Linked DNA regions of Homo sapiens: region 2 is linked to region 1. The links are chromatin loops, found by intact Hi-C in ENCODE. Cell type or tissue: PC-3. All regions are shown on one strand. Each heading gives the region's core, and the rest is flanking DNA. Links, peaks and the distances in the headings are about the cores only.

Region 1 (10,812 bases), core at 1,108-9,107:
CGGAACTAAAATTTTACCTAGTACCTAAATCATTTCTGTATAATCAGTATTTGACTAATTTTAACCCCCACAAGCCTCCCAGATCATTAATTGTCAGACAGTTGTAATGCTTAGCAAGGTCTTGTCTTACTATTTGAGAAATTCTCTTCATGAGTCATGAAATCATCAGTAGAAAATAATTTTTCTTTCTCATGGAGAAGCAGTCAATGATTGCTATCTAGTCTTAAATAAGACACCAAAAATGCACATGGCCCTACAAAAGGATAGACCACATAGCTTCAAAGACTGAGAGAAACACATAATGTCAGCAACATAAAGCTCCTTTTCTTAGAGATTATGTGTGTAGTGCTTTTATATTGTAAAATATAATGTAAAAGAATACAGAGAAACATATAGGAGTTTTCTCTGTAAAAGAACAGAGAGAGAGAAACATATAGCACTTTCCCAAATGGGAATTGTGCTTGATGTCATTAGGGGCACACAATTTCCACCCTGAATGAAGCAATGTAAGTACATTCTGTGCCCACCCACCTCCACCCTGAATGAGTGATGATCAGTAAAAACACGTTAGCAGAAAATGTGTTTCACATGGGTCAAAGACCTAGACTGATGGAGGAATCACCATCTTTTAGTTGTGTCAACCAGAGAATATAACCTGATCAACAAGCAGGAGAAGACGTGAATGGAAGAAGTCAGACAAGGAATAAAATACTGCAGCCCAGAAGTGACACACATTCCTTCCTGTACTGTTCCATTGGTCAGAACAACTCACATGGACTACTCAGCTTCAAAGGGGAAAAATGCATTCTTCCAAGTTCTGGGAAAAATAGACATGGATGTTGGTGATCTCTGGTAATGACTCCTTAACATCTCCCAGAGAGCTTTCCTTTTCCAAGTTAAGCATTCCTAATTTCTTCAACTGATTTTCATACGACATAGTTTCCACAGCCCTCATCTTCCTGATTGCCCTCCTATTTTGGTCATCTCTACTTTGAGTTCTTGACCAGCACTTGTAAATATGTGAATTTTATGATCATGTTGATATTCTGAGAAGAAAGGATGCAGTATTCAAAGTGGTCAAACTGAATAAAGGAAGCTTAAAAGGATCAGTCAACCTGAGAAAGTTTAGAAACCACCACTTTAGTTCTTCATTATTACCTTCAAGGGTCATGCTTAGTGATACAATTTTAGCAATGGTCTGACCACTAGCGAATACTACTGTTCTGTTGCATGTTTTGATATGAACAAAAATATAACATTTCTATGAAAAGAGCCTAAGATTGCATTATTGTGACAAAATATTGGACTACAGTGAGTTTATGGGCAACTAAAACACCCAAGGGTGTGCCACTTGAACTGCTGTCAAGATAAGCATCACGAATCTTGAACTTATGCAAATTCTGAGGGTTTGTTTTAGTTATTTCTCTTAGATCTCTTCTCATTTTTACTTGCTGTAGGCTCAAAGTTCACATCTTGTGTTGGCATGGATTTGGTGAAAAGGGAACACTTTTACACTGCTGGTGGGAATGTAAACTAGTACAACCACTGTGGAAAACTGTATGAAGATACCTTAAAGAACTAAAAGTGAACTACAATTCGATCCAGCAATCCCACTACTGGGTATCTACCCAAAGGAAAAGAAGTCATTATATGAAAAAGACACATGCACACACGTGTTTATAGCAGCACAATTTGCAATTGCAAAAATATGAAACCAACATAAATGCTCATCAACCAATGAGTAGATAAAGAAAATATGGTATGTATAACCCATGGAATACTACTCAGCTATAAAACAGAATTAAATAATGGCCTTTGCAGCAACTTGGATGGAGCTGGAGGCCATTATTATAAATGAAGTCACTCAGAAATGAAAAACCAAATGTCATGTGTTCCCATAAGTGGGAGCTAAGCTATGAGGATGCAAAGGCATAAGAATGATACAATGGATTTTAGGGACTAAGGGAGGAAGGATAGGAGGGGGAGGAGAATAAAAGACTACATGTTGGGTTCAGTGTATACTGCTCTGGTGATGGATGCACCAAAATCTCAGAAATCACCACTATAGAACTTATCCATGTAACCAAACCCCACCTTTTCCCCAAAAACTACTGAAATAATTTTTTTAAGGTTCACATCTTGGTAAATGGTTTTTAGTCCTAATCCTGTTCTTCACACCCATATTTGTGTTTTCTGATCACCAGCAGACATAGATTCCTTTGAGGCAACTACACAAAACATTGGACAGCTGAGTGCAAAGAACTAAGCCACAGAACATATCACATAAGAACTTCCTACAGGATGACACGATTGTGGTCATCAGCACACTGGATCATCTCCCTGTTCTGCATCTATTCTCAGGTTCATCAGTGTTCACGAATGTGCTTCCCTCCCTAACATGAAGCACTTCCCTGCTCCTCATTGAGTGGCCCTTCCACTGCAGTGAACAGGTTTCTGATCCCACCGACAAAGTTCTCAGTTGTTGTGGGAAGTCAGGGACCCCAAATGGAGGGAGTGGCTGAAGCCATGGCAGAAGAACATGGATTGTGAAGATTTCATGGACATTTATTAGTTCCCCAAATTAATACTTTTATAATTTCTTATGCCTGTCTTTACTGCAGTCTCTAAACATAAATTGTAAAGATTTCATGGACACTTATCACTTCCCCAATCAATACCCTTGTGATTTCCTATGCTTGTCTTTGCTTTAATCTCTTAATCCTGTCAGCTGAGGAGGATGTATGTCACCTCAGGACCATGTGATAATTGCATTAACTGCACAAATTGTAGAGCATGTGTGTTTAAACAATATGAAATCTGGGCACCTTGAAAAAAGAACAGGATAACAGCAATTGTTCAGGGAATAAGAGAGATAACCTTAAACTCTGACCACCGGTGAGCTGGGCAGAACAGAGCCATATTTCTCTTATTTCAAAAGCAAACAGGAGAAATATCACTGAATTCTTTTTCTCAGCAAGGAACATCCCTGGGAAAGAGAATACGCGCCTGGGGGTATAGGCCTATAAACGGCCCCCCTAGGTGTGCCCGTCTTCTATGGTCGAGGCTGTAGGGGTGAAATAGACCCCAGTCTCCCATAGTGCTCCCAGGCTTATTAGGAAGAGGAAATTCCCACCTAACAAATTTTTGGTCAGACCGGTTATTCTCAAAACCCTGTCTCCTGATAAGATGTTATCAATGACAATGGTGCCCGAAACTTCATTAGCAATTTTAATTTTGCCCCGGTCCTGTGGTCCTGTGATCTCGCCCTGCCTCCATTTGCCTTGTGATATTCTATTACCTTGTAAAGTACTTGATGTCTGTGACCCACACCTATTCACACACTCCCTCCCCTTTTGAAAATCCCTAATAAAAACTTGCTGGTTTTTGCGGCTTGTGGGGCATCACGGAACCTACCGATATGTGATGTCTCCCCTGGACGCCCAGTTTTAAAATTTCTCTCTTTTGTACTCTGTTCCTTTATTTCTCAAGCCGGCCGATGCTTAAGGAAAATAGAAAAGAACCTTCGTGACTATCGGGGCAGGTTCCCCGATACTCAATGATAACCTTCAGTCTGAATTGAATTCTTTATTGTTTTCTTTGTTTTATCAAATTTTCTTTACCTAAAATGTGTTCTTAATATTAATATTTTAATCACAGCTTTTACACCAAATGTGAATTCAGAAAAGTTATTTAATGACTCTGGAGCCCATTTTATTCACCAATAAAGAGATGGTTGGACCAGAAATCTTAGGGCCCTTTGCAACTCTACAAATGTAAGATTCTCTGAATTTTTCTGGATATTTTCTTCTGAAGAGTGAAAAAGTTCCCTGACAGAATTGTAAAAATCCTATGACAACAAAGAAGCTAAAGCATGAAGAGATAATGGGATTTTCCAATTGTTGTGCATAGCCCATTGTAGAATCAGGAACATAACCTCACCCTGTATGCATTCCCTCTAGAAATAATAGCACTTCATCCTCTTGCCAGACATTAAAATGCCCTTATGTACCACCTAATAATAATAACTGTTTAGTCCTGACTTAATGCCGCCTATCAATACACATTACATTGGCCTATTAGCTTCAAAACACCTCACAAGGTTAACTGTGTAATGATTCAATAACATTTATCTAAGGATCAAAATATTATTATATTATAATACAGAAAATAATAGGGATGTTATGCACTTGTTATAGCTATTCAACAAAAATAGAAAAATAGAAAATGTACAGCTGTGTTACTCTGCTTCCCCTTGTATGAAATACTTATCCCAGACAATTGCTATTCTCAGATTAATGACATCCGATTTTACTTAAAGTGTTGACAGTGGTTTCCCTCCTTCCTCATTAGGGTCCTGACTGGTCACACCATATGCCAGAGGGCCTCATATATGAAGTCATTGGAAGCCATTTACAGGTTTCAGGAAGCTGAGTTTCTTCCAAGATGAGAAGAAAAAAATCTGTTTTACCTTGTTATTTCAAAAAACATGGCCTGGAGCTCAAAGGAGTAGATAGCTTAAATGCATTGCATAATGTGTTCCTTGTTAAGAAATTATAAACCCTGTGCCGAACATACCAGCCCAGCCACTGATACCCCAGAGAAAACAGGAGTTGTTTTCAGGAAGAAGTTGAACTGATCATTATTTTTCTGTCTTCTTGCCTCTGATCTCTTCACTTTACACAAACATTCCCTGTTAAGTAATTTATCTGAAAAGAAAATATAAACACACCAAATAATTGTCTTTTTACTTCAGTGTAAAAACAAGCAGGCATGTTGCTGTCTAGGTTTCAGAGCCACATCCTTCTCCATCTCCAGTGACAATGAGGCCCCTTTGAGTTGAGTATTGTTTTTTCAATTTCTTCAGGTTTTCACAGATGAAAACGTGAGTCATGTAGAGGAAGTCAGTCATTTCAAGAGCCTCTGTAAATGATTCATCCCACAAATCTTTCTGGAACCAGTTAACTCTTTCTGAGGGAATGGACAAACATTCCTTGCCAACCTGGGCAGAAACAAAGTTCTCAATTATCATTGTTACCAACTGAAAAAGCAAGAATGGCTTACATATTGAGACTCTCAATAAATAGTTGTAGGTGTATTGGCTGAAGAATGTTTATTTATTCAGTACCTACTATATTTCCAGGACCAGGGTAAATAATTATAAAAGATAAGACATGGCATGGGGCTTCAGGGAATTTATTATACACCTTGGGGGAGCAATGACATATTTAATATAATGGGAAATCAATATTAGGAAAAAAATCACACTTTAAAAGCCTTGTAAAATAGACTTTAAATTTTTATAGATTTGGAAAGAATATATATATATATATGTTAGGGTGGACATTGAATGAAGGCTTTGTTGAAAAAGTAGATATTCAGCTTCTGTTCATTTATTATGGGTTACAATACTAGGGTTAACAGGTTAGCAAAAATCTCAATGGCTCATCCAGCATTTATTTCTCACTCACATAAGTGATATCTGAGGGTTGGCTTCAGTTTTGTTCAATGTTTTCTTTACCCGGAGACCCACGCTAAAGTAGCAGCCTTATTTTAATCTGCTAGTAGAAGGAAGAGATAAAAATAATGAAACCACATGATGCTCTTGAAGTGTCTTCTCTGTCCTAGCATGTGTTACTTCCATATTCCATTGTCCAAAGCAAGTCACATGGCCAACCCAACCATTAATGAGGTAGCAAATATACTTATCCTACTGGGAAGAGCACAGCAAATCACTTAGGAAAAAGTGACAATATATAATCTTCTTAGAGGGAGCAAATGATGCAACAATAATACATTAATGTAATTTAACAATACGATACTGCAATCTACCAAGAGGTATATATGTATGGAATATGGTTTTGCACAAGGCAGAATGGAGGAAGCTCATTCTGGTGGTAGGTATTTCAAGAATATCTGGGTCAAAGTGTATATCTATACTGATTTTATCTGAGCCTCCCAAAGAGCCTTCCAAAAATACTGTAATAATCTGCATTCCCACTAAAAGCGTATAAAAGGATCTTTTCAATCCTATTTTTTATGAACTGCTCAATGTCCCAATTTGTGAGGTACAAAAAAATGTTAATTTATGTTCTTATTTCCATTTCTCTGGTTAATGATGAGCATTTTTCATATGTTTTGTGGCTATGTATATTTTTCATATTCATATGCTTTAAGAACAATGACCTTTTCGTACGGAAAGAGAATTTATACAGTCTGTTAAAATTCATTGTAATCTGCTCAGGGGCAGGTTTAGGCATTGGATACAGGGGTCAAGGATGTATACCAAGTGAAGTAACAACATCTTTCTAAAATTAGGGATTATTTTTTGAGTGGTATGTGTCAGAACTTCCTCTGTTTCCTTATTTACTTCCAAATATCACCCCGCTACACACACTCAACTTACTTACCAGACATGGAAGTCTGGTAGTAAGACTTTTCATGGAAGACATGGAAAGACCACCTGGGATGAAAATCACGGATTTTAAAATTCGAAATCCTGGCCATGAACATAGTATATCTGATCACTGAGATGAGGATGGATTCCCCTATCTTTGGGGGTTACTAGAATGCTGATCTCCTATGACTAAAAATCACAAATCATTCTTCAATGCCTTTCTCAATTCTCTTACATTTTATTCTCTCTACTCCAACATTTTCAAAACTGTTTTTCATGGAACATTAATCTCATAACATGCTACAGGTTAAAAAAAAAAAAAAAAAGAAATGAAGTAAGGTTATAGTCAAATAAGGTTGAGAAATACTATGTACTAATACTATCCTCAAACTCACAAGCTAAATGACCTTGGGCAAGTGACTTTCTTTCTCTGACTTTAGTTCCTACATGTGTAAAATGGTGTGATAATAACAGTACCTTCCTCATGTAATATTAAACTAGTTAAATCTTGCAAAGCACTTAGAATGATGCCTGGCATATAGTTAGTGTTTAATCTGTTTGTTATTATTATTATTATCATTTTATTAGCATTAGTAGTAGTGGTAGTAGCTGCATCTAAAGGCTCTGAAAAAACTTTGCAGCAAATAAGCTTATTTAACATTGCTTAATTCAGATTATTTCTCATTAATTATTTTTTACTTAAGTTGGAAAATACCATTCTTCTTTTATCTGAATCTTCAAATAGAAAAGGAATAGCTGGGGGTCGGGGGACACAGAGACCATGGTCAAGGTCAATAGGAAAAGCCATTTGGTAATTTGTGTTTAATCATGAGTTTTCCCTCAAGTGCCAGCCCAAAGAACAGCTTCTGCCTCTTCTGTAGGAGAAGAGACACTTGACACGCCCTGTCCACATGCAATGTCAAGCATTACAATTATCTCTGTCTGCTACCATGTAATAAAAGGAAAATTAAAAATAACTTGAGTTCCTGCATTTCATGTTCTTCTTCTCGTATCCAAATATAACTATTTCTGAGCACATTATGAACAGCAAATAATTCTTGCTGGAAAATTTCAAGAGGAAAGAGATGATCCTTTCCCTTGTCATGCTCTCAGTGATAAATAAGGCACAGAATTCTATTCTCCAAGGGTGAGATCTGACTTCTTTTGTTTGGAAGCCAGGGCGGCATTAAATGCAACATTTATTTCCTTGACATCAACAACAACTGCATGAAATTGCTTGTGCAGGACACAGACTTGCCCTACCTGCCTGCTCTTGCAGTGTTCGTTTCATAACAAGTAAGTATGCTCTGTCCTTAGCAAAAAGGAGAATGTCTCAGAGGCCACTCAGAATGGGCCACCAGGCTGGCCCCAGTGCATCTGTGTCACTGAGTTCACCCAGATACTCAAGAGGCCAACCACTGCTTGCCAGCAGGGCCAAGTAGATACTGGGAACTTGGGACCTCCTGTGCTATTCAAAGAAGGTAACTGAAAAAACTGAATTTTTTCCTTTATCAGAAAACACATGAGGCCGGGAGCAGTGGCTCACGCCTGTAACCCCAGCACTTTGGGAGGCCGAGGCGGGCGGATCACGAGGTCGGGAGATCCAGACCATCCTGGCTAACACGGTGAAACCCTGTCTCTACTAAAAATACAAAAAAATTAGCCAGGCGTGGTGGCTGACGCCTGTAGTCCCAGCTACTCAGGAGGCTGAGGCAGGAGAATGGCGTGAACCCAGGAGGCGGAGCTTGCAATGAGCCGAGATCGCGCCACTGCATTCCAACCTGGGCGACAGAGCAAGACTCCGTCTCAAAAAAAAAAAAAAAGAAAAGAAAACACATGAAATATACATTTAATCAGGGATTTTAATTTATTCAAACTATAAAAATCACTTTTGACAAGTATCTTTTTAATTTGATTTTTAACAGTAAGTAAATATATAAGGATTATTAAATATTACAAACTAAACCAGAAACTATCTGATTAACAGCTGTCAGTATTCCTCAAAAGTAAAGATGCCCTAGACCTAATGTTGATGGTTGTCTAAGTTTAAAATAAAGGAATGAACTCATGTATCAGTTTTCTATTGCAGCTATGACAAATTACCAAAAACTTGACAGCTTAAAACAATACCCACTTATTATCTCACAGTTCTCTGGGTGAGAAGTCCAATACACATCTCACTGGCCTAAAATTAAGGTGTCAGCAAGGCTACATTTCTTACTAGAGGCCCCAGGGAAGAATCCACTTCTAAGCTCATTTATATTGTTGACTCAGCTGAGCTCCTTTCATTCCTTTCATTTGTAGAACTTGGGACCTCATTTCCTTGCTGACTGTCAGTGGGGAACTGCCCTCTCTCCAGTCCTTACACATGACCTCCCTACATCTCAAAACCAGCAATGACAATGCATCAAATCCTTCACCTGCTTGGAATCTGACTTCCTTCCCGTCTCTCTCACTCAACCAAAGAGAGTTTTCTGCTTCTAAAGGCTCATGTGACTATATTAGTCCAACACAGATAATCCAGGATAATCTCCCTATTTTAACATCTGCTACCTTAATTACAGCTGCAACGTCCCTTTTGTCATAACAAGTAACATATTCATAGGATTAGGAACATCTTGGAGAGACGGGGGCAGCATTATTCATTCTACCATAACTAGTGTTAATTTAAAGGTAGACTGCTTTGCTCTTCAAGAGGAAAACAAACACACATTTTACTATAGGGAGAAAGCACATTGTTTTGCTGATTTTGAGACCATTTTTCTTATCTTATTTGGACTTAATTATCAATAGAAAAGGCCATGCTTTAGGTGTTGACCTCCCTTAATTGGCACAGTTTCCTAGTCATCCAGATGCCTCTATTCACGGCAGTTTTAGTAGACATATAATTTAGGGGCCAGGCTTTAGCCCACTGAGAGGATAATCACCACTCTGTCATGATGAACTCTCCTCTGGGAATTCTCCAGTTTTTTTTAGGCTGAACTCTATCACAACACAAATCCTTTTTCAAAGTCTGTAACAATCACATTTCTATCACACACCTTTCATCACTACTAGATGGAAGGTATATGATGGCAAGTTTTTTATGTCTTGTTCACCATGAATCACCAGTGCCAAGCACAGTGCCTGGTCCTAAGAGGTGTCCAGTGAATTTTGGTTGAGGAAAAGGATGAATGAATGAATGAATGAATGAACGAATAAACGCAACAGTTTAAGGAAGAACTTGGGTAGAACCAATGAAAGTAAACTGCAAAAAAATTTTCATAGACTGTGAAACATTTGATAGACCAAATGGGTCCTGAAAGATTTCAACCAGATTCACAACTTGTTTAAAAATAAGAGTATAAACTCATTGGGATGAAATTTGCATTGCTGAAGTTTTAAACTTCCATTTCTATCTTAACATACATCAAAGAGTAGCTGAATCAATTCCTAGGTCACATCTACTGCACAATAACCATGTACTCAATAACCAAGTAAGTTGAGTCAGAACTCAATAAGGCCAAATTTTCAGATTTTACTAACTAAAATATGCAATTAATTAAATGGCCATACTTATGGCTATGATTTATTAGAGAGGACACAAAGCAAAATCAGAAAAGAGAAAATGTCCAAAGGGCAAAGTCCAGAGGAAACCAGGTGCAAGCTTCCAAGGGTCCTCTCCTAGTGGAATGCCAAATTCCCCAGCAATTACTGTGACAATATGTGTGAAATGTTGTCTACCAAGAAAGCTCATCAGAGACTTGGTGCCCAAGGTATTTATTGCAGCTGGTCATCCAAGTACCCACTGCTTAGCATGTACTGAAATTTCCAGACTCCCAGAGGAAAGCAGATGTTTAGCACAAACCACATGGTTTGCATGGTTTAGACAGTGAGTCACTCTGGTCAGTTAGTGTGATGGGAACCCTCCCAAAATCTAAGTTCCCAGATGCCAGCCAAGGATCATCCTTGTAAGCAGGCCTTTCAAAGGATAATAGCCAGGGCTGCTATATTAACAGAACAATAATAACAATATTCTACACAACATTGTAGAATTTCTATAAATGTCTATGATTTTCCACCTTCACATGCTGAACAACGTATGTTTGAATTTCCCATTGTTCCTAAAGATTTGAGTCTTGCATATACTTTGAGAATGATTGCTGATGCTGATAAATAAACAGAGAAGCATTCACAAAGAAATCTTCATGACAAAGTTGGGTAGCATTAAAATACTGATAAATTTTACATTGAGTTATGGAAATAAATCTGTGTGGCATCAGAAAAGATGAATATTATGGCATTAATAGGTAGCTCTGAAATATGTATCAATTTAAATTCAATAATGAATATCTCTCGCTTAAAGTGATATATTTTTATGCTGGATGTCTGAAGAAACATTTAAGAAAATAAACACTTATAAAAAGTATATGAAGAAA
Region 2 (10,812 bases), core at 910-8,909, 130 kb after region 1:
AATAATTGTGGGCTGTTACCCTGATGAGGCAGATCTTGAGAATGTGTTTATTTTAAGCTTAAGAAATTACAAATGTTATTCCAAAGGAGGAACTTTCACTCCAGAATCACCTGTGCAGCTTTTCAAATGAAAAACACCCATGCCTGTGACCCACCTCCAGGCACCTGTGGATTTTGAAAGCACCCAGGTGAGTTTTAGCCACAGCTAGGGTTGATTTCTTCTTGAAAAGTTCTAGTCATTAGATGATTACTGAGGACCAACCTAAATCTTAAGTTCAATGATGTGCAATTAAGCATTTATCTTGCCACAATCATGAGAGAAAATTACATCTCACAGTCTGCTCTGTTAGCCTTTTCTAGGACCCCATGAATCTTGGGCAAAGATTTTTAGTACCAAATGTGATATCTGAATTTTAAATCCAGATTTCATTTTCCTCCTAATATTCACCATTGACGAATGAGAGGTTGAGATCTTAGTGACTCCACTCCATTACTGAAATGAATTGAAACGCTTCAAAAAAGCATCCCCTACTAAGCCATCAATAATGTAAAAACATGTTCCCTGTGGATTGCAAAATAGATGTCTATTTCGATGGGAACATCCTGTGTGGCTCTTGTGTGGGGGGGTAGACTCATTTAATTAAGAGAGCTCCTCATCTCTGTCAGAGCAAAGTCATTCCAAACTCGCTCAACAAATCTTAACAAGAGCACGTCTGCCACCCAGCGTTCAAAGCCAGCATAAAATTCTGTCAGCATTCAAAGAGAAGCAGCTCCTCTATTTCAATTTTACTTTCCATAGCTAAAGTCAATTCAGGAGAGTAGGGGTAGGCTTGGCAGTAATACAAAGAGGTATTATGTTGATGCAAAACCTATAGAAATGCAAACATTTGCACTCATTACTTACTCACTTACTGGATACTATGAAAATCAATCCAAAACATCGTGATTCATGTGCCTGATGCTCATTCTCATTAAATTGGCTCCACAAAATTGGCAACCAGAAGTACGTAGGCTTACAGAGCCCACGCTTGGGGCAAGCAGCTATATGTGGTGACTCCATGCATGTTTATAAACTTGAAAAATGTTGCTCTTCATTGGCTGATGGTAATTTACATTTCAAAGAGGATAATAGTGAGGACTGCCATATTTTGGTGCTGAAATTCACATTTCACAGAATACAATTTACGTCAGAATGTTATGTCACTACAAAACGCCTCAGGCTCACAGCTCACTGAACTAAATAACTCTGTCTCCCCAGGTGATGATGATCAAGACTTAATCGCTCATCTAGTTTTTCTCAGCTGGAAATTAAACCTGAATTTACTTACAAGGAGTTGTTGAGGAATAGCTGGGACAGGCAAGAGTAAAAGGTCTTGTGGAAGCAATGATGCGGATGTATCTTTGCAATATAATGTCCTTTCCTCCAGCCAAAGTAAGAACCATGTTATAGCGAAAAAGTCTACGGATGGATCACCAGGTAAAGGATTCAGAGACAGGAGCCTATGGGGATAACTAGCACATTCTTCCTCATGGTCTCACCTCCAAAATGCAGTATACCCTCTTTGCAGTCTCCAAGGTTAAACATAAAGTATCTATGACCCATTGGGAGCAAACAAAAAATGGCCACCATGGGAATTTATCCAGCCACCACTGTGAAAGTGGTGTAAACCTGACCCTTCCACTAGTTGCATACTTGGCCACAGAGGGAACTAGCAGGCCAGCTCCTGTGCTTATCTACATCATTACTCCCATTTAGAGATAGCACTAGCTGTCTCACACCAAAGTTGTTGCTCTTCCCAGTACCCTGCACAATCAGACTGGAGGGGTCTAGAGGTCTTCCAGACATGTGGGGAATTCCAGCTCTCTGTTCATCCTTGGCACCGCAAGCAACCTTGGCTGTAAGCACTAGAAAAAAAAGACTAAAAACTCCAAAGCAATGTGCTTCAAACATTAGACTTATTTGTTGATATAATATGGTACCAGCACTTTCCTGATCTAAATCCATATGAACAAGAAGTCACCTAAGATTCTTTGTCTCAGGGCAGGATTTTAACAATAGCCTCTTAAGTAATATCCTTCAGGCCATTAGTGCTTCCTCCAAATCCATTATGTTCTAAATACACTTTTCTACATACCTACTTTACCATGATACATTCATGCTTTTGCATTTCTCTGGTCGTCTAGAATAAAATCCATACTGCCTACTGAGGTATTTGAGGCTTTTCTCAATCTCACCTCCATCAAGACATTCAGGCTTTTCTGATGCTCCATTTCATGAATCTTCCTTTCTAATCAGTCACATATGTCTACTTACTAGAAAAATTTGCTGGCTTACATTCTTCTGCTCCTTCACGGCTATATGCCTCAAATCTGGAGTGCCCTTGCCAATGCTCCCTGCTTGTCCAGATGTTAACCATACTTTTCTAGTCTCAGTTTTTAATCTGATCTCCTTTATGAGAACTTCATCATGTTAGCTGTCACTGATGACTCTCACAACGGTATTCCTCCAGCCCTTATAGTCAGCATCAGTTGGTAGAATGAGGTGTGCGTGTGTGTGTGTGTGTGTGTGTGTGTGTGTGTGTGTGTGTGTTCCCATTGCACTGAAGCTCATTTGGGGCAGAAATATTTCCAACTCAATTTCTTTTTTTTTTTTTTTTTTTGAGACAGAGTCTCACTCCATCATCCAGGCTGGAGTGCAGTGACATGATCTCAGCTCACTGCAACCTCCGCCTCCCAAGCTCAAGCGATTCTCATGCCTCAGCCTCCCGAGTAGCTGGGATTACAGGCATGTGCCACTATTCCTGGCTAATTTTTGTATTTATAGTAGAGACAGGTTTTTGCCATGCTGGCCAGGCTGGTCTTGAACTCCTGACCTCGAGTGATCTGCTCCCCTCAGCCTCCTAAAGCGCTTGGATTACAGGGTTGAGCCACTGTGCCAGGCCCCAACTCAACATTAAAATACATTTATTGAGAATCTACTTTGTGCCAGGCACTGTGCTCTGCACTATCTTATACTTCTTTTAACCCTCAACACAACATCTGATGCCCAGCTGGGCTTAAATTGTGTATTCAAGTAATATTTCTAGAACAAAGAAAAAATGAACACTATTTGAAGGCATAATCCATGTCAAGCCCTGTAGTAGATGTTTCTATGTGCACTGCTTTATTTAATCATAAAAACCACCCTAGAGGGTAGGTATAATTTTCCCATTTTTGAGGATAAGAATCTGATATTCTAAGAACTTAAACAATTTACCAAAGAACACCTAAAAACATGGCCAAGTTCAGATCAAAGCTAGTGGATCCTGTCTCCAAAATATGTTATACTCTACAGTTGTCTTGTCTTTATCACAGCTAAACTTTTCCTCTGTCTAAACTGGCTAGCCATATATAGAAAGCTGAAACTGGATCCCTTCCTTACACCTTATAAAAAAATTAACTCAAGATGGATTAAAGACTTAAATGTAAGACCTAAAACCATAAAAATCCTAGAAGAAAACCTAGGCAATACCATCCAGGACACAGGCATGGGCAAAGACTTCATGACTAAAACACCAAAAGCAACAGCAACAAAAGCCAAAATAAACAAATGGGATCTAATTAAACTAAAGAGCTTCTGCACGGCAAAAGAAACTATCATCAGAGTGAACAGGCAACCTATAAAATAGGACAAAATTTTTGCAATCTATCCACCTGACAAAAGGCTAATATCCAGAATCTACAAAGAACTTAAACAATTTTACAAGAAAAAACAAACATCCCCATCAAAAAGTGGGCAAAGGATATGAACAGACACTTCTAAAAAGAAAACATTTATGCACCCAACAGACATATGAAAAAATGCTCATCATCACTGGTCATCAGAGAAATGCAAATCAAAACCACAATGAAATACCATCTCACACCAATCAGAATGATGATCATTAAAAAGTCAGGAAACAACAGGTGCTGGAGAGGATGTGGAGAAATAGGAATGCTTTTACACTGTTGGAGGGGGTGGAAACTAGTTCAACCATTGTGGAAAAGAGTGTTACAATTCCTCAAGGATCTACAACTAGAAATACCATTTGACCTGGCAATCGTATTACTGGATATATACCCAAAGGATTATAAAACATGCTACTATAAAGACACATGCACACGTATGTTTATTGTGGCACTATTCACAATAGCAAAGACTTGGAACCAATCCACATGTCCATCAATAATAGACTGGATAAAGAAAATGTGGCACATACACACCATGGAATACTATGCAGCCATAAGAAAGGATGATTTCACGTCCTTTGCAGGGACATGGATGAAGCTGGAAACCATCATTCTTAGCAAAATATCACAAGGACAGAAAACCAAACTCCACATGTTCTCACTCATAAGTGGGAGTTGAACAATGAGAACACATGGACACAGGGAGGGGAGCATGACACACTGGGACCTGTTTTGGGGGTAGGAGGCTGGGGGAGGGATAACATCAGGAGAAATGCCTAATTTAAATGATGAGTTGATGGATGCAGCAAACCACCATGGCACATGTATACCTATGTAACAAACCTGCACATTGTGCACATGTACCCTAGAACTTAAAGCATAATAATAATAATAAAAATTTTCCTCTGCCTTTTTCCCCTGCCTAACATAAGCATTTAGATAAGTTGGTAAGAGATCCCATGAGAAAAATCTTTCTTCTTTCAAATAAATGCCATCTTGTAAGGAGAACTTCTCCTTCCATCACCAAACTGTGCAGTAAATTAGTGCATCCGAGTTCAAGTTACAAACTAGATGATGCAAACTTGTTATAAAATAGTGATATAAATTTAGGTGCTAATACTATGTTTGAATCTTTAAGAATGTGGTAGTAGGAAGAATTTTTTTCTAAAAGTTAAGCCTACAGATTTAACTACCAGATTACAGAAAACTTGGGGGTCTAGGGACAAGCCGAGCAACACCTTGAAGAATCAATAAGCCAAACCCAAAATAGGGAGCACATTATTGGACAAATGACCCAATTTGACAATAGATCAGCAGCCCAGAAGTCAGTAGCTAAGCTAGTACTGAGCCCAGGCAGTCTGTAGTTTGCTCTAAAATCTGGGCTTGTAACCTCTACACTGTGTATAATGTTGTATTTCTCCCTTGACGGTAGTAGAGTCCTTAGCCCAATAGAAAAAAAAATTTTATATATATATATATATGTATGTATGTATATGGCAATCTAATGCCATTTAAACTTAAATTAGAAACTGAACAACTTCACTTTTTGTCTCCAAAACAGTCATTTATAATGCCTAGCTATTTCCCAGTAGTATAAATACTGCTGACAGCATGACTCAGTGCCATGACGAGAAATTAAACCACAAAACCATTCTTAGGCGACCATTACTGATATCCGCAAGCCTGGGACGGTTGCCATGATTCTAACAATGTGTGTTCACTATTGTCTCACGCCACACTCCTTCTGGTTATGCAACATGACCACTGTACAATAATTGAATTTCCTTTCTACTAGGTTGAACAATATCAGTAATAATGCATCCAGATGTTGATTTCAACATCTGCAAGCACAGTTTGTAAAGCAGTTTAAGACCATCTAATTTAAAAGTCAGTCTAACCATTGTCTGTGGTTTTAAACTCGGATGGATTAGACTATTTCCTTCCAGCAGACAAAATGTATTTCTGCCATGTGAATCCCTTGAAAAAGCTTTAGGAAGATGAAGTTCTCAAGTTTAAGTCATGGTTCCCACACCTGACTAACCATCAGAACTTCTAGGTCAGATTTTCAAAAACACAGGCTCCCAGCCTCCACCTTAGAAAATCTGAATCTGAGTATGATTTTGGTGAGGCCCAAGAACTTGTAATTTTTTTAAACTCCCATGGATTTTGATGGCCAGCTAGGTTTCAGATGCTCTGCTTCAGAAAACAGGAGGAATCCCTCTCTTTCTCTTTGTTCTGTATTGGTTCATGAAATAGAAACTTCCACCATCAATTTTACCTTAAGTAATAGTGAATCTGACAGCCATTTGTTCCTCTTCTCCTCAATTCCTCCCACCCAAAAGAAGAGAAATAATTTGCCCCAACTGGGGAAGCCAGCGGAAGGCCCCTGAGCATGCATAGTTTGTCCTCTGGAGTCTGGTTATTGCTGTCTACCAAGCAGATCTCAGAAGTAGAGAATCTTCTCCAGTGAGCTCCTGCTTCCATACTGGAAGTCTTGAATTGCTCTGTCTTCTAGCCTTCTCTCTTGGCCCTCTGACTCTTGTTTATCTGAACTTGAAGGGTTACAAGCACACTGTGAACTTCCAATTGTCTGGAAAAGAAGCATCTACCTTATGAATATGAACCTAATATCCTCTACATGCAATTCCCATGGTCTTGACTTGGGTGCATGTAAAAGGAGTTTCCTATACAGGCCACGAAATGGATCTTGCTGTGATCTGAATCTGTGCATCTCCCACCTATCAAATTTCTATATTAAAACCTAATTCCCCATGTGAGAATATTTGGAGGCCTTTGGGAAGTGATTAGGTCATGAGGGCAGAGCCCTCATGAATGGGATTAGTTCCCTTATTAAAAAGGCCCCAGAGGGTCCCTCACCCCTTTCATCGTGATACAGCAAGAAAAATCCATCTGTGAACCAAAAAAGCAGGTCCTCATCAGACACTGAATCTGCTAGCACTTTCATCTGGGAATTTCCAGGCTCCAGAGCTGTGGGAAATGTTGTTTATAAGCCACCTGATTTATGATATTTTGTTATACCAGTCCAAATGACCTAAGAGAATCCTGCATTTCATTCCCATCTGGTTCCTATATCTGCTTCTCAACTGGCTCCTCCAGATCTCCTAATTCAGACCACCTGGCATCGAGCCAAAACACATCTGCATGGTCCCATGATTCATTTGACCATCCATCAGGAAATGGTGCACAAGGAGCTCCAAAGCCAATAAAAAGTTAGAGCCTCTTGCCTGAAAGCAGGCAAGAACTTTGTGAACGGTGTCCTTTGGACTGCCTCTGACAAACCTCGCCGGTGGCATCAGCAGGTCTAGATTACAAGATGGAGTAAAGCAAGATGCATGGGTTAGAAATATTAAGATAAGGCAATTGCAGAGAACAAAAGAAAAAAGACTTTCCCTCAGTTGTCTCTAATCAGTAGAGCTAGATTCGCTAGCACCTGTAGAGGGCTAATCCTCCTAACTCTTCTTCCCTCTCTTGCTAACACACACGCTCACACATGCACACATACACAACCCTCATTTATAAGACTATACCTGTGGCTGGGTCACTTTACCCAGAAAAAAACACATGTATTGGGCAAGTTAATTTTTCTGAATGTGTTTCAGTGTGAATTTTATATATAATAATTGTACAAAGAAGTAGCAGCTTTTCCAAAATAATTGCTGTGAAAAATACTCCACACTCCAGTTTCCTATCAGCTTTCTTTATGCAAACCCCATTACACTGCAGGTAGAAATATGTAAGTAATTTTGATGTTGCTTTAGAAAAGGGGTCCAGGTGTTTTCAGTTTAAAGATAAATGCTCTTTATGGAACCAGGTAGAGTTCTCATAAAGAAGTAAACGCACTTTTCAAAACTCTTCAACCCAAATTTTGTTGATATTGTTACAAGGAGTTTCAGAGTGGACTGGTAGAATAGCAACGAGAAAAAAAGATAAAACAAACCACTATACCAGGAATCAACTCTGATGCTAAAAGAACTAACAGCCTCCCAATTATCTACCATCAGAGTTTAACACATATGCAATCAACATGCATCAAGCTTGAATTTGCCAACTTGAAATTGATTATAATTCACACAGTGTTTTTTTTTTAATTTGCCTATGAGGGAAAAAAAGGCTTATAAAAAACCAATAGCATTAATAGCATATATGGGAGAATGCTTCTTAGAAAATAAAAAGTGTTCAAATGCTTTTTAGAATTATTTTGCAAAAAGTAATATTCAATGAAGCAGCAAATGTTATTGTCTCATTATATAAACAAACATTCCTAGGCTATTCTTTAACAATAAAAATTAAGGAAGGTACTAGTGTGACTTCAAAAGTGTGTCTCCAACCATAGTGGCTATTCTTTAACCCATTCTCATTCTTTTCAATGGCCTCCTACTGATCAGCAGTGCTCATCTGTCAGGACAAACAACCCTGACATAGAGTAAAGTTAATTGACCAATATTTAGATGGTCCTGAGCTGGTGAGAACTGTGCCCTGATTTGGTTAGCATAGAGTCCTAATCAAAACTAAACATAGTTATAAGTAGCTGTTTGCCCACTTTTAGAGTGTCTATTTATATACAAACAATGCAACTGTAATACACTTAGACGGGTGGTTTCATGAACTTTTCTATTTGTGGTTTCATTAAAGTAAGCATTCTAAGAGGCTTTCAGTGCAAGTGGGCGCTTGAAAAATGCAATTGAATTCATTTACAAATTTTTGTTCAAATTTATTCCATTTATGTAGACATTACCACCCCCATTACCACTCATTTAAAACTTAAATTAGCGACATGGGACTATCATGTTGAGTTCTGAAGAATTCCCTCTATGAAATGCTTTTTATTAATGACATAAATTATAACTGTACTTTCCTTGAAGAGCAATTATGTATTCTCCACCTTGCAACTTATAGTTAAAAATAAGCTATCTTAATGCATTGTATATACACATAAAATATTTATCAAGGATCACCAAGGATTTGGTTCTGCCACTTTTTAAATATGCTTCACATCAAGGGCTTTGATATTCTTAAGTTATCTGGCAAGATGACATCCCAAGCAAGGTATGATTTAATCAGATATTTGGAAGTCATTCAATTTCATATAAGAGTGAAGGAAAGAAAACACATTAACTGGCAAAGAAAATGCATTTTCACCTGTAAAAATATTGATTTGCTCATATGAATGATTTATATTACCAGCAGAAATATCTAATTTGGACCCTTAGGGTCTATTTTGCACTATAATTTCAAACACGTGAATGTTAAATTCTTCCAAGTTACAAATTTATTCTTCTCTTGCGTCAAAAATGTATTCCTCTATGTGATTTTTCTCAACTTCAGCACAAACAATTTATTGCTAGATGCCTTTATAAGACAGCAGAAAATATGCTTACCTCTTTTATATCCTTTTAATCAGAAATGGACTGGAATCCATAGGGAATATTTAGTCATATTTGGAGGGGAGAAAGTTAAACTAACTTGCCATTTTCTTATGAAAACGTCGAGAAAGGAACCCTTCTAAATAACTTATGTTGTTTGTTAAATCTCTCTACCTAGAGAGAAAGCCAATAATTGAATAATGGTGATAAGAAAAACATATCCTTATGTGTTTTCTGCATGACTCATAAGAAAAAGGATTAAAAAGGAAAATTCTTATCCCATAGTCACAAGAAACAGGACAACACTACCCCAGTATTGTCATTTGTGGAGGGACCTCCTTGGAAGGAAATCAGCATCCTCATCCATTGCAAGATAATCTTCAGTTATAGGATTCATATAGTATTTTATCACAGCCACACTAAAAGAATTATGCTATTTAAATTACAATGTATTTTAATATTTTTATATCTTAAAGATGGATGTTGATGGCTGTCTTTTTAGCCCACCCCCTTCATTTTACAAATGAGGAAACTAAGGCCTAGGGAGGGTAAATGACTTGCTCAAGGTTACAAAATTCATGCTACAGGGGGTAGCGAACTCCATGTCACCTGGCTTTTAATCTAAGATTCTCTCTAAGTCATGCATCTGCTAACTCAGCTAGCTAGCTTGGGACAAAGGATCTAGCCAACATTTATTGAGGGCTTACTATGAGCAGAGACAAGGAAGCCTATGTGCCAGTTATCAATCTATTGCTTAGCTCCAAATTCACCCTTCAATACATGCTCTGCATTAATGGATGAATTTCCGCATGCGTTTTTCTTGTGCAGTGAGCATGATATTAAGCTTTTACTAAGGAGGACATTGCAGCAATATCCCAAAAGGAAAGGACTCCTCTTATTTTTCCTGTGACTGCACAGTCAGTCAGGGGTGTTATGTGAGGGTGTGTATAGTGCTTGACCCCAGCCATACACTTAGAAGACATGGTCTCTTGACCTTGAAGCTCTGGCCTTACCTAGTGCTCACCTTCCCAGAACCCTATCAACACTGACACTGGCCTGTTCTGATGCCATTGCTCCCTCTGCATACCGACATGCCCTGCCTAGCCACTAGCTGCTGCTCACCTGTTCCTCCTCTTCTCCTAAAGAGTTGCTTCCTCCTTGCCCAGAGACTGCAGACCAGCTCTGGCCCACACAAACCAGCAAAATTATCTGCCATCCAATGGGCTACAAGTACACCTTCTCCAATAACGTCTGAACCTCGGTCTAAAGAGGGAGCCCCCAAGTATGCATTTGTCCTTCCTGTGTACTCCTCCTCAGCCCCAGGGTACCCTGTAAGGTTTTTCTTATATCTTATAGTTACCCTTTATCATAGCTTAATAATTCTTTATATTATATGTCCCTATTTGAATCATTGTGTGGCTTCCATCTCCTGACTGGACCCAGGCTGAGACAGCTTGCCAGAGATGGAGTCATGGCCCAGTCTAAGAATCATGGCACCAAGAACAAAGGTAAGTGAAAAAAAAAAACTCCCTTTTTAGATATAGTGGAGTAAATCGAGTCACCCAAGGAATATCACTGTTCAGCTATACAACAGGGGCTCTGTTTTGCTGAGTAGAGTACACAAGCTTGGGAGAGAAGCAAATTGTTCAGGATCAGAGCAAAGATTTGATATTCTAAGAGTTAAAAGAAGTGAAAGAAGGATGAAGCATGAGACAGCTGGA

The links. Hi-C counts contacts between places; a loop is a spot of excess contacts. Peaks named below come from ENCODE experiments on the same cell type or tissue, not always from the same donor. Only the 100,000 strongest peaks of a DNase experiment are listed, where the experiment ranks them.
Region 2: a loop joins it to region 1, with 4 times the contacts of the local background. A loop is called at or near these places in 3 of 110 quality-filtered maps.

What each region holds. Positions count from the first base shown.
Region 1 is chr10:58,018,946-58,029,757 of GRCh38, forward strand. No RefSeq gene overlaps it. Among named protein-coding and RNA genes, the nearest start is that of IPMK, 240 kb to the right of the region's middle. In PC-3, for the core only: no CTCF peak of the experiment used is centred there; a DNase peak (open chromatin) is centred at 4,916; H3K27ac peaks cover 2,241 bases.
Region 2 is chr10:58,152,180-58,162,991 of GRCh38, forward strand. No RefSeq gene overlaps it. Among named protein-coding and RNA genes, the nearest start is that of IPMK, 110 kb to the right of the region's middle. In PC-3, for the core only: no CTCF peak of the experiment used is centred there; a DNase peak (open chromatin) is centred at 5,382; H3K27ac peaks cover 625 bases; H3K27me3 peaks cover 923 bases.